2 separate regions of the Homo sapiens genome follow, and region 2 is linked to region 1. A link is an interaction called in ENCODE POLR2A ChIA-PET data of the cell type or tissue named here. Cell type or tissue: B cell. All regions are shown on one strand. Links, peaks and the distances in the headings refer to the core of each region. The heading gives the core; the rest is flanking DNA.

Region 1 (2,920 bases), core at 421-2,920:
GTGCCTAGGCCCTATTGTTTGGACTTGTTTCCTTTCAGACCCTTATCAAGCCCAGGTGCCATATGAGACTGGTAAACCTTCTCTGACTTCTCAGGTCTAGAAAGCTGCTTTAAAACATGGATTTTTTTTGTCAAGGGCAGTGGCTCACAGCTGTAATCCCAGCACTTCGGGAGGCCAAGATGGGTGGATCACTTGAGCCCAGGAGTTCAAGACCAGCCTGGGCAACGTGGCAAAACCCTGTCTCTGCAAAAAATACAAAAGTTAGTTGGGTGTGGTGACATGCACCTGTAGTCTCAGCTACCCCGGGAGGCTGAGGTAGAAGAATCACCTGAGTCTGGCAAGTGGAGGCTGCAGTGAGACGAGATCGGGCCACTGCACTCTAGCCTGGGTGATAAGAGTAAGACCCTGTCTCAAAAAACAATCAAACAAACAAAAAAACCCATGGATTTTTGATGCAGTTTGCATTTTAGTTTATTTCATTTCTACTGCTTCCTCTCTCTCCAAATCAAATGCCTTATCTCTTTAGGACTGGTAGATGGGGTTTTCTTAGTAGGTACAAAACTGACTCTTAAGCAAAGAATACACTTCATTTAGAACATCAGCAACTCCCTAGTGGTCTCGTGGTTAGACAAAATAAGTAAATATATAAATATAACAGCAATGACAATGCAACAGAAAACCTCGGTTATCCTGGCAAAAACTCTTCCAGACACTGGAAATGAACACTTTTTTTAGTGATTAGTTTCATTTACTAAAGAGGGTTCACTCTTCAGGGAGACAGCAGAACTAAAGGGAGAAGCAATATGAAAACACTTCAAGGCCATAAACTTACATAAAGGTAAATCTTATCATCAATAATAAGTATGGAATATAACACGTTTGATAAGTGCGAGTGGAGCAAGTAGACAAATCTTCCTCTCCTGCCCTTCTCTGCTCTGGTAGGTTCCAGGGCAGAGCTAAGCTCAGCTCATTTTCTGCTCATCCTTGCTGATTTAATTCAATGAGTCGACCTGCAAACACGGCTAGGGTTCCGATGATGCAAACAAGCATGAAGACTCCGAGGAGTATGTGGTCCATCACCATTGCAACGTACTTCCACTCTGCCGCCGCCTGGGAGAGAGGAAAATGTTAGACAGAGTCTCCCTAAGGTGGTTTCTGGACTCACAACGTTTGTGCTTTGCATCAACTATGGGCCCTTCAATTTGTAGATCTCAAAGTCCTCCCATCCCTTGGCTGGCATCGTCTTTATTTTTTGAATAGATTATTTACAAAGTGATAACTTACTAAGGTGGTCTAGAGGCGGTCACCAGGGTTCATCTTAGGTCAGTAGCTGCCTGTTGTATGCCACCTACTTGTTAAGTCAGACTCACCACCTGTGCTCATACATTTGACCATTTAAACCCAGAGGCATGAATTTCAAGCCACGAAGCTTACATTGTTAGACTCCTGGTCTGACTTCATGGTCTCTGCGATGTACTTGATGCCCTCGATGGCACTTTTCACCTCGGGGTGTTTGATCAGGGGAGAGTGGAAGCCCATGGGTGGAGGCCCTGGCTTTCCAGAAATGTCAGAGATATCAATGTCTTCTGTAAAAATCTTTTTGTCTTGCTTTTCTCTGGATGGTCTTTTCATTGTGGAGAAAAACATGATATTTGGGATAGTGTCGATAAAAACCTAACATAAAAAAGAAATCCATGCATGAGAATTATTGTCCAGGAGGCAAGCATAAAACTCTGTCTTTGAATTATCAATGTGATTTGGGGTAAGTCATTCAGTTTTTCTGGGCTTCAGCCTCCTTGTCCTTAAAACAAAAGAACTATACTAGATTTTTTCAAAGATCCCTCTGTATCCCGGGTCCTGTGAAATGACTATGGTTAACAGTGATGATTCTGTAATGTGAGAAGTTCGCCACTGGAGGGAGCCCATGTGCAGTCATCGACCTGGGGCCACCAATGAGCTTAAAAGCGTCAGGATCCCCTACAGGTATGGAAAATGCCTTAGCAATGTGTCACCAGGATCAAATGGTTAAAGAAGGGGCCCCTCCACTTCAAATATATCCCACAAAACAGCTAGATTGTTTTCTTCTGTTTCCTGTTCCTGAAGAAACTGCAGTACAGGTATTGCCAGCAGTCATCTATCAGCCTTTACAGAAACAGGGACTCTTACTCTCCTCTTAAAAGAGTACATTGTGAGCAGTAGCTTCTTTTGTCAATTCCTGACAAATATTTTACATTCTGGACAAAAGATCCTGGACTTCAGTGTCTCTGTAAAGTTTTGTCAAAGAAAGACATATTTGAAATGTTAAATTTTTAAATTCAATAACGTAACTATTTCAGACCTAGTCCTTCACTAAAACTCACTTTTTGACCCTCTCTCATCAGGAACCCTCCCATCTCTAGCCCTCATTCTATTCATTCTATTCTCAACAGATGATTTCACCAGCAAAAAATAAGCCAGTCTGTTCACAGATTGGAAAACATACAAAAGAAATCGCGAGAATTTCACGGCATTTCAATAAAAAGCAGCCGTTTGTTCATCTTCTCTGATCAAAGAGATTCTTTAAACTTGAATTTGGAATGAGCTTTGTTAATTCTGTTTTTCTTTTCTCTCTGGGAAGGCTACAGGAGTTATTTATTCCTAAAAAGAGGCCAAAGAAAGTTCCTTCCAAAAATTCCCTAAAGCCCAAAGAGAACTTAGTTCCTAAATAGCCCCAAGTATTAGCTAGAAACCCACTGGCTCCTCGAAGGGGAGGCCTGTAGATGTGCCTCCGTGTGAAGTCTGCAGGGGCCTCCCCACTCACCTTCCGCACCCAGTTGGGCATGACATGGGTGCTGGGTGAGCGGTGGTGTGTGTTGATGACGATGACAGTGATGATGATGGAGGCAATGACGAACACCATGGTGAACAGCATGTATTTTCC
Region 2 (2,920 bases), core at 155-2,654, 480 kb after region 1:
ACCATTTATAGTGGTTATTGGATATTGATTGTTGAACATTGATGGTAATTAGTTGTTTGGATATGGACTCAAATTGTAAAAACATTTATAAAGCAATTGTGAAAATTTGAACATGGAATAATTTGATTACACTAAGGCGCTGTCTTTTTACATATTACTAGGTTGATGATGGTATTATGGTTTCAGTTTTACAGAGTTCTTAACCTCAGAGATTCATAGGAAGTGACATGATGTCAGAGAATTTTCCTCTAAATAACCTAGTGTGGGGGGATGTGGGTGGTGATATAGATGAAGCAAGATTGACTATGAGCTGGGTGATGGTATGTTGGGATTCATTATATTATTCTATTTTGTATATGATTGAAGATTTGCATAATAAGATTTTTTAAAAGTGAAGAGACAATCTACCACCTGGGAAGAGATACATTTAATGCCTAGAATTAAAAAAATTAATATCAAGTATATATTTTAAAAGTTTTTTATATCAATAAGAAAAAGGCCAAAACCCCAATTTAAAAATTGGGCAAAGAATATGAATAGGTAGTTCACAGAATAAGAAGCTCTAACAATTATAAAAATATTAAAAGATGATAAGCCTTAGGTTAATCAGGAGAATGCAAATTAAAACCACATTGAGGCATCTTTACACAACTATTAGTTTGGCAAGCATTAAAATGCTAGATGGCACTACATGTTGGAAACTGTAGAAAAGTGGGAACTGTCCCTTGTTGTGGTAGAAATTAAAATGTTTATATCTACTTTAGAGACCAACTGGGTAATAGGTAGTAAGTCTGAAAATTTGCATATTTCCCAGCAATGAAAAATTGCAAGACATATGTCTTCCTAAGCCTTCTGTAAAGATGGGATGCAGGTGTTTTACTCAGTCTGCCAAACAGATACAGCAGCTCCAAATTGTATGAAGTGTGAAGATAGTATTAAAAAGTAGGAACCCAGCAGAACCCCTGTAGTGAATGTGGCAGCAGTGATGGCACCTAGGTACAGTTTCTGGAGGCAGCAATGATGACAGTGCAGGAAACAATACCACCACCCAGCATATGTCATTTCAGAAATATAAGTTGCAGGAACTGTACCCATAAGCAGTGCAGCATCCACATTAGTCAATTCCATTCATATTTGGGTGGTTCTCAAGCACTTCCTGAGATTCTGTAAGCTATCCAACATCCTTTAAAAAAGAATTTTTCTTGTTTGAATGATCCATAATGGTGTTCTCTTGCTTATAATTAAGAATTTTGATGATGTGAAAAGCAATTTGGCGATATCCATTAAACTTGAGGATATGCATACCCTGCAACTCAGCATTTCCACAGTTACATGTACACTTTATGGCAGCATTGTCCAATAGAAGTTTCTATAATAATGGCTGTGCCATCCATTGTGCTAGCCACTAGCCACATGTGGCTACTGAACACTTGAAATGTGGCTAGTGGGCTGACCACGGTGGCTCACACCTATAATACCAGCACTTTGGGAGGCTGAGGCGGGTGGATCACCTGAGATCAGGAGGTTGAGACCAGCCTGACCAACATGGTGAAACCCTGTCTCTACAAAAACACAAAAAATTAGCTGGGCATGGTGGCGGGTGCCTGTAACCCCAGCTACTTGGGAGGCTGAGGCAGGAGAATCACTTGAACCTGGGAGGCAGAGTTTGCAGTGAGCCGAGATTGTGCCATTGCCCTCCAGCCTGGGCGACAAGAGTGAAACTCTGTCTCAAAAAAAAAAAAAAAAAGAGAGAGAGAGAGAGAGAGAGAAGGGCTATCATGTTGCCCAGGCTGGACTCTAACTTCTGGGCTAAAGCGATCCTCATACCTCAGTCTTCTGAGTAACTGGGACTACAGGCATGCACCACATCGCCTGGCAACAAGAGTGAAACATTGTCTCAAAAAAGAAAGAAAAAGAAAGAAAGAAAAGAAATGCAGCTGGTGTAATTGAGGAATTGAAATTTTAATTTTATTAAGTTAATTAATTTCAATTAGTTGTATTTAGTTGATTTTAATTAATTTAAATTTAAGTAGCCTCATGTGGTTAGTGGCTACTTTACTGAACAACACAACCCTCGCAAAATGCTTGCCCACATTCACTAAGATGCTCATTGTAGCAATATCTGTAGTCATAAAAAAATCAGGCCGGGCGCAGTGGCTTACGCCTGCGATCCCAGCACTTTGGGAGGCCGAGGCAGGCGAATCACGAGGCCAGAAGATCGAGACCATCCTGGCTAACACGGTGAAACCCCATCTCTACTAAAACAAAAATTAGCCGGGCGTGGTGGCGGGCCCCTGTAGTCCCAGCTACTCGGGAGGCTGAGGCAGGAGAATGGCGTGAACCTGGGAGGCGGAGCTTGCAGTGAGCAGAAATCGTGCCACTGCAGTCCAGCCGCAACAGAGCGAGACTCCCATCTCAAAAAAAAAAAAAAAAAAAACCAAATCAGAAAAAGCCATATTCACACACAAATATGAGAAAGCAGTCAAAATGAATAAATTGAGTTTGTATTATTGACATAGGTAAATCTAAAGAATACAATTTGGAGGGAAAAAGAAGCTGCTTTTATGGAGGGAAAATTTTGGGTCGGGGGACAAAGCAAGCTATGTTATGATATGATGTGACATCACTTTACATAAAGTCGAAGTAAACACATTGTTATTCATTATGTTGTTTATTGATTTTAAAATGTAGTAACATTTTAAATGACATAGAATTGAAAGACTCACACTAAAGGAAAATTTCCCTCTGTTAAGGGAGGGGAGAGAATTGGAGGTCTCCAACTGTATAAAGTCTAAGATTTGTTACAGCTGGGGTGAGTACACACTAATTTCTTTTATTATTATTGAAATTTATGTATATATAATATATGAAAATTTATATGAAATATTAAAAAATGTATACATATGTATATATCCTCTTG

The links. ChIA-PET counts read pairs that join two places held together with the same protein. Peaks named below come from ENCODE experiments on the same cell type or tissue, not always from the same donor. Only the 100,000 strongest peaks of a DNase experiment are listed, where the experiment ranks them.
Region 2: POLR2A ChIA-PET joins it to region 1 with 9 read pairs; 2 of 35 experiments call an interaction of 5 or more read pairs at or near these places.

Annotation. Positions count from the first base shown.
Region 1 is chr2:174,747,146-174,750,065 of GRCh38, forward strand. It overlaps CHRNA1 (cholinergic receptor nicotinic alpha 1 subunit), which reads right to left. Exons shown (of 9, transcript NM_000079.4): 7 at 2,801-2,920; 8 at 1,435-1,674; 9 at 447-1,110. The coding sequence ends at 979. Among named protein-coding and RNA genes, the nearest start is that of CHRNA1, 16 kb to the right of the region's middle. In B cell, for the core only: CTCF peaks have their summits at 1,919 (motif pointing right) and 2,119; DNase peaks (open chromatin) are centred at 1,946 and 2,846; H3K27ac peaks cover 739 bases; H3K27me3 peaks cover 610 bases.
Region 2 is chr2:175,227,354-175,230,273 of GRCh38, forward strand. No RefSeq gene overlaps it. Among named protein-coding and RNA genes, the nearest start is that of ATP5MC3, 47 kb to the left of the region's middle. In B cell, for the core only: no CTCF peak of the experiment used is centred there; no DNase peak of the experiment used is centred there.